Linked DNA regions of Homo sapiens: region 2 is linked to region 1. A link is an interaction called in ENCODE POLR2A ChIA-PET data of the cell type or tissue named here. Cell type or tissue: MCF 10A. All regions are shown on one strand. Each heading gives the region's core, and the rest is flanking DNA. Links, peaks and the distances in the headings are about the cores only. Region 1 overlaps NDUFC1 (NADH:ubiquinone oxidoreductase subunit C1). Region 2 overlaps MAML3 (mastermind like transcriptional coactivator 3).

Region 1 (5,380 bases), core at 143-5,142:
TCGGCCCCAGAGGTCGAGACTGCAGTGAGCTGTGATGACACCTCTGCTCTCCGGCCTGGGCAACAGAGCTGAGACCTTGTTCCAAAAAAAAAAAAAGAATATAAAAGAAATTCATGTATTTGTCACCTAGATTTAACAAATGTTAACAATTTGCTATTGCTTCTGGGTTTTTTTTGTGTGTGTGTATAGACAGGATTTCTCAATGTTGCCCAGGCTACTCTTGAACTCCTGGGCTTAAGCAATCCACCCACCGCAGCCTCCCAAAGTGCTGGGATTATAGATGTGAGCCCCAACGCCCGGCCTGCTGCTGAATCTTTTTTTTTTTTTTTTTTTTTGAGACAGAGTTTCGCTCTTGTCGCCCAGGCTAGAGTGCAATGGTGCGATCTCAGCTCACCGCAACTCTGCCTCCTGGGTTCAAGCGATTTTCCTGCCTCAGCCTCCCGAGTAGCTGGAATTACAGGCATGCACCACCATGCCCGGCTAATTTTGTATTTTTAGTAGAGACAGGGTTTCTCCATGTTGGTCAGGCTGGTCTTGAACTCCCGACCTCAGGTGATCCGCCCGCCTCGGCCTCCCAAAGTGCTGGGATTACAGGCGTGAGCCAGGGCGCCCAGCTGCTGAGTCTTAAAAAATAAAAACTTATAGATACATCTTGGTGTGTGGGGAGGTGGGAGGTTGTTGGTTTTTTTCTTTTGTTTTGTTTTTGTGACAGGGTCTCACTGTGTCACCGAGGCTGGAGTACAGTGGCAGAGTCTTGGCTTACTGTAGCCTCACCTCCCAGGTCCAAGCGATCTTCCAACCTCAGCCTCCCGAGTAGCTGGAACCACAGACATGCACCACCACACCCAGCTAATTTTTTAAAAAATCATTTTGTAGAGATAGTTATCTACCTATGTTGCACAGGCCAGTCTTGACCTCCTGGACTCAGGCAATCCATTTACCTTGTTCTCACAAAGTGCTAGGATTAGAGGCCTGAGCCACTGTGACTGGCCCAAGTCCTAAGTTTGATTCATAGTATTCTCATGCATGCTGTATCAATAAAAATAGGGATTTTTTGTTTTGTTTTTTGCATTTTATACTGTTTTTCAATTCTTGCTCTTTTTTTACCTTCCTTGGGAGATGTGATTTTTTCCCAGTGGAAAAATCTTGGACTGAAACTTTGCTTTTCTAGCTGCTAACTCAAATCCTCTCTCTTTTCACCTGGATCATAAATAAGATTTTAGTGTTCAAATTCTGAAGATGCTTACATGAATGTTATGAAGCAACTTCTAACAAAATATTATAGATATTAGTTCCTAGCTGGAATTACTTAATCAGGATTCTTTTCTAGATGCAGTTTCACATACAGCTGGGTACTCCAAGTGTACAGTTCCCATCAGCTCTAATATGGTGAGAAAAATGTGCTTATACTTCATCACTTTCCCAAAATACACACTAGTAAAAGGATACAAGGGCCAAAGCTCTGAAAAAGAACAAAGCAGTCTTTCTCAATAGCAGTACTGAAATTAGTAATTTGCTTACTGGTTCTGAATACTCTGACTAAAGATAGCATCTGTTTCAACTTGTTGGATACTAGCAAAAGCTTCATCAGGACAAGCTTCCAACGGATGGTGTAGAAAGGATATACAACTGACAGGTTGCTGAGTGGACAATAAGTGGCGAACCAACAACTGGCTCAGCACATTCATTGGGTAGTTTACTTACTTGAGCATGAGTCCAGGAGGCTCAAACTAGGTTACAAACTAAAGTGACTCACAATTTAGCAATCCATTTAGCCACCATTTGCATGTTAAAATGAGCCAGAAAACACAGTGCAATTAATTGACTTTTTGGTCAATAATTTTTGGTTAAAAAAGATCTTAAAATAACATTGCTAAAGAGAATATAGGAGATTTGCTAACATTTATTTTGGTTTTAAAATTAATGACATAAAGTTTAAAGGATTAGTTTTAAAGGGTCAAAATGTATTGTCTGTTACCTATAAATATTTTTACTGGTCTTTAGACATCAGATTGAACTGAATTGAATGTACAAAGATCTGGCTCAACTGTGCAAGATAAAACCTATTCCTCAGAACGATGTCTTTAATAGGCAAAACCAAATAAATTGTTTACTACTACCAGACACTTGTTTAAGCTTCTCAGCAACCCTATAGGTTTTATGTTACAGATGTAAAACTTAGGTATAGAGAGGTTAAGTAATTTGCCTAGAAATCATAGAGCTAAAAAGTGGTGAGCAGAATGGCTTTGAACGCTGATTCTACAGCTTATGGTCTAGGGTGGTCCAAGTCTGTTAGGTGGGCTAATGAGGATCACTAGATCTGGAGTCAGAAGACCTCAAACTGTATCCCACCTCTGCCATCTGTGTGATCTTAAGCCTACCTAAGGCACTAATTCTACTTCACAGGTTTGTGAGGCTTCAGTATGATCGTGAGTGTAAGTGGTAAGTGTTAAGAGATCTTTTCAACTGTAAAATATAATATGTCACCTTGGATGAGTAGCTGTCTTCTTTAAGCTTCATCTGTAAATTGAGGCTTATAACCACGGCATGATATGTGCTCGTTTTGAAGATGAAATAAGACAATGAATGTAAACCATATGATACATTAATGCACCGTGCCTGGACCACAGAATTCAATCCAAATGCTAGTTATTATTCAGCACGACACTTTTCTTTCTTCTGGCTCATGTAGGAAAATTTTAATAAACCTCTTGATGAATAGCCGTAGAGATGGGGTGAAAAACCCCCAGAGGACAGAGAATAGGTAAACTCTTTTTTCTTTTAATTATTTTCTTCCTAATTCCACTGTATAGACAGAAGGCTGAGGCCGGGGTGCTAGAGAACCTTGCCGTGCTGGAATTCACGTTGACGCCCCCACGGAGCTCTGCTGCAGAGCCCTCGAGTCCCGCACTTCCGGCCGCCAGGTGGCGCTGGTTCTGTTGCCAACTCGGAGAGACTGAGCTGGGCCACGCAAGATGGCGCCGTCCGCCTTGCTGCGTCCCCTTTCCCGGCTGCTGGCCCCCGCCAGGCTCCCGAGCGGCCGTGAGTATCCTCCTCGTGCAGGCCGACTCGACCCTCAGATTACCCCTCCTAAGGCGGACCCAGCCCACGGGTGCAGGAGGCGGCAGCGGCCCGGGTTCGTCCTGCAGTGACCTTCGCCGGCAGACGACCCAAGGCCCAGCCCACGCCTGTCCCCTACGCAGGGCTCTCTGCTCCCCATCACCCGCCTCTAGCACTTATCCAAGTTCAACCTGACCACTCTTGGCCTTTGTAAATGGACTTTGGGTCCTTGCCTTCCCCACCTCTGTACGTTAGGTCCCGTAAACCGGGAGAGGAGACACCCTCCCCGGGGCGCCCCTTACATGACCACTCCCGAGTCGTCTGAGGGTCCGCAAGCCCTTAAACGAGGCTTTGAAAGCCTCGGACAGGACAGGTGCGTCCTGTCTAACTCGCCAGTGGCCCTGGGCGAGGTACTTGATCTCTTTGAACCTCTATTTCCTTGGCTGTTTAAGTGGGAGATGGGGGAGTTGAAGGGAGAATTAAATGCGATAATACGCACGTAAATGTTAGGGTTTTTTCCCTACAAGGCAGTAAGTTACAAATTTACAGACCCTCTTCCCCTTTCAGCTTCAGTGCGATCAAAGTTCTACGTGCGAGAGCCGCCGAATGCCAAACCTGACTGGCTGAAAGTTGGGTTCACCTTGGGCACCACTGTCTTCTTGTGGATCTATGTAAGTACTTTACTCCCGGATGTCGTGAGACTACACCAGCGTGGTAAGGGAATGACATAACATTGCGAGATTGAATGGTGCTGTTATATGTTGTATGGCAGTGAAACTCTCATAACAGTAGGATATTTATATAATCGCTGATACGTATTTTTCCATAAGAGAAATCCCAAGGACTAAAAAGAAATTAAGATTTCAGCAACATTGAAAAAGTATGATGGGACTAAAATTTCTGTTATTGTTCCTTAACATGGTTTTGTAAGGAATGGCAGTTTTACTAAATAGTAATTATACTTTTTTTTTTTTTTTTTGAGATGGAGTCTCACTCTGTCTCCCAGGCTGGAGTGCAGTGGCGTGATCTCGGCTCACTGAAAGCTCTGCCTCGCGGGTTCACGCCATTCTCCTGCCTCAGCCTCCCAAGTAGCTAGGACTACAGGCGCCCGCCACCACGCCCGGCTAATTTTTGTATTGTTGGTAGAGACGGGGTTTCACCGTATTAGCCAGGATGGTCTCGATCTCCTGACCTATTGATCCGCCCGCCTCGGCCTCCCAAAGTGTTCTGATTACAGGCGTGAGCCACCACGCCCGGCAATAGTAATTATACTTTATTTCTTAATGAGAATTGAGGCTAATTGGAGTTTTATGAAGGTACCTTTTTCAGATGCTGTAAGGACAAACCAGCAGTGTGCAAGTTGTACAAATTGAATCCCAGTAGACTTCCATTAGGTTTTAATCAATGTTTGTATAAATACATTGTTGGAAATTGTACATAGTGTGTAGCGACCTTTTTAAAAAAATTTTCAGGCCGGACGTGGTGGCTCACACCTGTAATCCCAGCACTTTGGGAGGCCAAGGTGGGCGGATCACGAGGTCAAGAGATCCAGACCATCCTGGCTAACACAGTGAAACCTCGTCTCTACCAAAAATACAAAAAAAATTAGCCAGGTGTAGCGAAGGGCGCCTGTAGTCCCAGCTGTTCAGGAGGCTGAGACAGCAGAATGGTGTGAACCCGGGAGGTGGAGCTTGCAGTGAGCCGAGATCGTGCTACCGCACTCCAGCCTGGGAGATACAGCGAGACTCTGTCTCAAAAAAAAAAAAAAAAAAAAAAAAAAAAATTCACACCACATGCTTTACACATAAACTTGCGTTTAATCATTTCAACAACACTACGTGGCACCTACTATTGTTGACCCGTTACAGATAAGAAACACTTGGAGAAACTAGTTTGCTGAACCCAGTTCTCCTGACTTCAGAGGCCACACTATCCTAGAAAAGACTGTGAAACACTGCCTCTGTTGGGATAAAATTTCTTTTTAAAGTTAAAGTATCTGCTATATTAATATTTAAAATTTTGTTTTTTATCTAATGGGTTTGGGACTTCCTCCACTGTCCCCCAGCTCTAAGATATTTTAAATTTTCTTGTTGAAGTGGTTCAGATTTTTGACTTGGAAAGGGGTGAGAGATTTTGAGTCACTTACAACTTAATAGTAACTCATCTTTTTGAATAATGTTGCTTATAATGAATTTTATACATTCTTAATTTAAGGTTTTCTCTAACAAGAAGCTTAATTACTGCTGAGAGCACTAGTGATTGAACTTGGATCTTTGATTGCCATGAATGTCATCGTATATAAGCCATTTTTCCAGTTGCA
Region 2 (5,380 bases), core at 116-5,115, 590 kb before region 1:
CGGTTCCTGAGGATGACATACAGGACCTGTTCAACGAAGACTTTGAAGAGAAGAAGGAGCCAGAATTCTCGCAGCCAGCAACTGAGACCCCTCTCTCCCAGGAGAGTGCGAGCGTGAAGAGCGACCCCTCTCACTCTCCCTTCGCACATGTCTCCATGGGATCTCCCCAGGCGAGGCCTTCTTCTTCTGGTCCTCCCTTTTCTACTGTCTCCACGGCCACTAGTTTACCTTCTGTTGCCAGCACTCCCGCAGCTCCAAACCCTGCAAGCTCACCAGCAAACTGTGCTGTCCAGTCCCCTCAAACTCCAAACCAAGCCCACACTCCAGGCCAAGCTCCACCTCGGCCTGGAAATGGTTATCTCCTGAATCCGGCAGCAGTGACAGTGGCCGGTTCAGCGTCAGGGCCTGTGGCTGTGCCCAGCTCTGACATGTCTCCAGCAGAACAGCTCAAACAGATGGCTGCACAGCAGCAACAAAGGGCCAAACTCATGCAGCAGAAACAGCAACAGCAACAGCAGCAGCAGCAGCAGCAGCAGCAGCAGCAGCAGCAGCAGCAGCAGCAGCAGCAGCAACAGCACTCAAATCAGACTTCAAATTGGTCTCCCTTAGGACCTCCCTCTAGTCCATATGGAGCAGCTTTTACTGCAGAAAAACCAAATAGCCCAATGATGTACCCCCAAGCCTTTAACAACCAAAACCCTATAGTGCCTCCAATGGCAAACAACCTGCAGAAGACAACAATGAATAACTACCTCCCTCAGAATCACATGAATATGATCAATCAGCAGCCAAATAACTTGGGTACAAACTCCTTAAACAAACAGCACAATATTCTGACTTATGGCAACACTAAACCCCTGACCCACTTCAATGCAGACCTGAGTCAGAGGATGACACCACCAGTGGCCAACCCCAACAAAAACCCCTTGATGCCGTATATCCAGCAGCAGCAACAGCAGCAGCAACAGCAACAGCAGCAGCAGCAGCAGCAGCAGCCGCCACCTCCACAGCTCCAGGCCCCCAGGGCACACCTGAGCGAAGACCAGAAACGCCTGCTTCTCATGAAGCAGAAAGGAGTGATGAATCAGCCCATGGCTTACGCTGCACTTCCATCCCACGGTCAGGTAAGTGTGAAAGTGACACACTCTTCGAGCAGTTCTTGTGGTGCATTTCAGACTGTCGATGTGTGATGTTCTACAAGCTTCCACTGTAGTGGGGTCTAATTGCCTGCAGAAAACCTCTTTACACATCCTCAGGTAGTGGCCAGGTTTGGAGTGTTCTTTTTCCATTTCTCCTAAGAAATGGAAAAGGGTGGCATGATAAACTTTCGTGTATTTCAGTGTCTAGGAATCAAACTTCTTTTATTCCCAACTGCAGATAAGAATTACATAAAATTCTCACTCTGAGGGAGGGAGGCTGCAGAGGTCACTCCACCAAACACGGCACTACCTCTGTAGCTTCTCTCCCAGCTTGCATGATCCCAGGCTCTGGGTGGTGGGAAGCAGGGGACATTCAGGGCTGTCTACAACAGTTTTATAAGGCCCTGAGCAGCCTTCAGCTGTCCTACTGAATTATGAATAATGGGAAATTTGGCTTGTTGATATTCAAATATAGGAGAGCTTTCTGGATTTTCAAAGTGAAGTGGAGGGTAGATTTTTGTAGGACCTTATAATGTTTAAACACTTGCTGCTAGACTAGCAACAGTTAGAAGCTGGTTCAGTCTTCTTACTTGGGAGTGCAATGAAACCTCTCTGATACAATCAGCTCTATTTCAGGAAAATGTGATGGTGAATATATCTTAGTGCTGTATTAAAGTCTCTACTTTCCCACTGTCCTCCTTCATGGGAGGTTGGGCTCTTGGTATGCATGGTAAAAAATGAGCAGCAACCAGTCGGGAAGTGAATAGTCATTGACAAGCTTTTCAGTCTCTTCATCCTGACCAGTGGCAAACAGCCAAAGCTCCTTTAATATAACATTTGTTCTACCCTGAAGGAGAGAGTGGGGAAATGCCCATTAAAGCGACTCCCCCTGCCCTACATGGATGAATTCAAGAGAGATCATCTTACTGCCAGTTGCTGTGCTGTGCCTCAATTCTTCCAGGATGCAGACATGGTCATTTTACTTGGAGAATTTGCAGAAAAGTCTTTGCTTTAGAGGCCCTCATGTCTAAACAGGTTCTAACTAGTGCTTGGGTAGGTGTCCACAGTTGAGTACTTTAGAAGCACTGGGAAATAACGCAGGCAGATCTTGCCTCACTTGGTTATTTGCATCTTGTAGCTCCTGGAGTGCCCCACCCCACCCCCGAAACCCCAAGCTTGATGGAGCTGCAGGGCTGGAGGTGGTGCTGGCCTGCAGAGACAGGCCTGAGCTCTGTGGCTTCATTCTTGTCCTCAGCCTTACAACCCCCAAACCTCACAGTGGCTTCTTGTCTGCACATGCCAGCCGGCTCTAAAGATTCCGTCTGGATAAATAAAAGTATAACTTGGTTTACATTGACTGCAATCAGTAGCTACTAGAAAAATATCATTGAAATGTGAACTTCTATATATTATCTTAGTTTCATTAAGAATATATACCATTGGGGAGATAACAGCATTTTATATACTCCAGATTAAGTTCTGAAGCAGGCAGAAATATAGGCAATATACATGAATGTTTGTAGTAGCCCAGGCGTGTCAGAAGGTTTATGAGATCACAAGCTGTCAGAATGGTCTGTTGTTAATACAAATTGTGCTTCTACATTCGCTGTTCTTACACTAGCTACAGTAGAGTATTTCCTTCAAGCCAGACCAAAGATGAATAATTAATTCCAGTTCACAGGCTCTGCAGACATGTGAGTGCAATGATGCACCTATCCTCACCCCCACTAAATGTCTTTCAAAATGTGCCAACTTGGGACAAGTTCCTGTCTTTGCGGGAACATGAGTTTTAAGGGTACTTCTTTGAGGTCCTTATGCCTGCCTAACTATGTGTCACTGAAGCTGGTAGCTGCAGAGGTCATGTTTTGAAAGAGCTCAGTCAGCTGAAGAAGCAAAGTGATGTTTTTCTGGATTAAATCTGTGTGCTCCTCCTCTCTTCTCTCGTCTCACGAAGTATTTTCAGTGTGGACAGAATGTTCTTTTGTGAGTCCTCATTAGAATAATCACTTCTTAACCTCACAAAATCTCATCAGGTAAAAGCGTGCTTTTTAATGAAATATTAACTCACCACTGTTTGAAACGAGCTTCAAAATACATATATAAACATGTGAATGTCTTTCTGCAAACATATCATTTATTTCTTGTTTTTATCTGATTGTGAAGCAGTATTTACATAGTTCTCAGAATAGTTCATTACATTATATGCGGGTACATTCCACAAATACGAGCACGAATTACAGGTACGATATAAAATATAATTATACATAGGTTTAGTTCAGTTTCGTTTTCTGCTATTGCTAGTGAAAACTCACTTTATTCTTTGTTGATCACAATGACCATGATCAACATTTCGTTTTAATGAATGACTTCAGCAGCAAAGCCTTTTAGGCACGTTTATTTCAAGAAAATTGTCTTTTACAGATGTTTACTTATTTGGAACATTTGTATAAAATGCCATCTCAGAAATGAATAGGAATGCGCTTACTTCCTGTATATTTCAAAAAACAGGGAAACAAAAATAGAAACAAAAGATATTTCAAAATTTTGAATGTGTTTTATCTAGTAATTGCATTTCTCAGAATTTACATATTATTCTTTTTGATCAGATGGTTGAACAAAGATTATGCTCATGGTGTTACTTATGATAGTGAAAACTTTGATCCAAAAATAAGTATTTTGGAAAAATAAATACGTACATGACATTCATGATATAAATGAATGACTAATCATATGGAAATGCTCATAATATGAATAAAATAGATCATAAAACAATTATATGTTACAATCCAAATTGTGACTTTTAATATGTGTAGAAAAATACTGAATAACTAAAATGTTATTTTAGGAATTCTAAATACTGAATTCCTAAAATGTTAGGAATGATATTTATTTCTGGCTGGAAAAATTATGAGTGATTATTGTTTTCCTCTTTATATTTAACTGAATTTTCTAAACTTTCTATCATACATGTGTATTAATTCTACCCTCTGGGAAAATACTTTTTTAAGGAAGGGAAACTCCCTACTTAAAAAAGTTTACCCTTCGTTAATTCTTTTTTTAAAAAAATTCTTAGTTGAATTGATTTGCCAGTTGGATTGAGACAATATCATTATTTGCTATTCATTGACATATATTAGTTGTGAATCCCTGCTTTAGTGAGTAGTCCTAAAACCTGCCTCCCACACTCAGTTTCTTTTCCATTCTGTCTCCTAATCCCTTTACCATGTTCTCATTCCTAGAAAATTTTAGCTAAATTAGTGACAGTGAAAGTAGCAATAACATTTTTTACCATTAAAAGTTTTTGAATCTTCTCTGAGATATGTTCTTATATTATTTCTTTGTTCTTATATTATTTCTTTATTCCCTTTACTTTTTTTCTCTTTCTTTTTTTTTTTTTTTTTTTTTTTTTGAGACGGAGTCTTGCCCTGTCGCCCAGGCTGGAGTGCAGTGGCGCGATCTCTGCTCACTGCAAACTCCACCTCCCGGGTTCACGCCATTCTCCTGCCTCAGCCTCCCGAGTAGCTGGGACTACAGGCGCCTGCCGGCACGCCTGGCTAATTTTTTTTTTTTTTTTGTATGTTTAGTAGAGACAGGGTTTCACCGTGTTAGCCAGGATGGTCTCGATCTCCTGACCTCGTGATCCGCCCGCCTCAGCCTCCCAAATTACTGGGATTACAGGTGTGAGCCACGGCGCCCGGCCTACTTTTTTTTTTGTTTTAAAACCTTCTGGAACTTCTATTCATCATGGACTAAACCTCCCAGATTGTCTCTAATTTTCTTCTTACCAGCTTCACTTTTTAAACATTAATACATAATATTTACACATATTTATGGGGTACATGTGATATTTTGTTACAGGCATAGAATATGTAATGATCAAGTCAGGGTATTTAGGGCATCCATCACTGTATTTATTCTTTCTTTCTTTCTTTTTTTGAGAAAGAGTCTCACTTTGTTGCCCAGACTGGAGTGTAGTGGCACTATCATAGCTCACTGCAGCTTTGAATTCCTGGACTCAAGCCATCTTCCCACCTCATACCCCAAGCAGCTGGGACTACAGGCATGTGCCACCATACCTGGCTAATTTTTTTTTTTTAATTTTCAGTAGAGACAAGGTCTCACTATGTTGCCCAGTCTAGTGTCCAACCACTGAACTGAAGCGATCTTCCTGCCTTGGCTTCCCATAGTGCTGGGATTACAGGCGTGAGCCACCGCACCCGGCCTGAGTATTTATTATTTCT

The links. ChIA-PET counts read pairs that join two places held together with the same protein. Peaks named below come from ENCODE experiments on the same cell type or tissue, not always from the same donor. Only the 100,000 strongest peaks of a DNase experiment are listed, where the experiment ranks them.
Region 2: POLR2A ChIA-PET joins it to region 1 with 5 read pairs; 1 of 35 experiments calls an interaction of 5 or more read pairs at or near these places.

What each region holds. Positions count from the first base shown.
Region 1 is chr4:139,293,394-139,298,773 of GRCh38, reverse strand. It overlaps NDUFC1 (NADH:ubiquinone oxidoreductase subunit C1), which reads left to right. Exons shown (of 6, transcript NM_001184989.2): 2 at 1,331-1,389; 3 at 2,814-3,042; 4 at 3,628-3,731. The coding sequence starts at 2,976. Among named protein-coding and RNA genes, the nearest start is that of NAA15, 5.4 kb to the left of the region's middle. RefSeq lists an enhancer at 2,620-3,183. In MCF 10A, for the core only: a CTCF peak has its summit at 2,920 (motif pointing right); DNase peaks (open chromatin) are centred at 1,623, 2,923 and 3,743.
Region 2 is chr4:139,885,101-139,890,480 of GRCh38, reverse strand. It overlaps MAML3 (mastermind like transcriptional coactivator 3), which reads left to right. Exons shown (of 5, transcript NM_018717.5): 2 at 1-1,124. Among named protein-coding and RNA genes, the nearest start is that of MGST2, 220 kb to the right of the region's middle. RefSeq lists an enhancer at 2,295-2,434. In MCF 10A, for the core only: no CTCF peak of the experiment used is centred there; DNase peaks (open chromatin) are centred at 1,070, 1,950 and 2,230.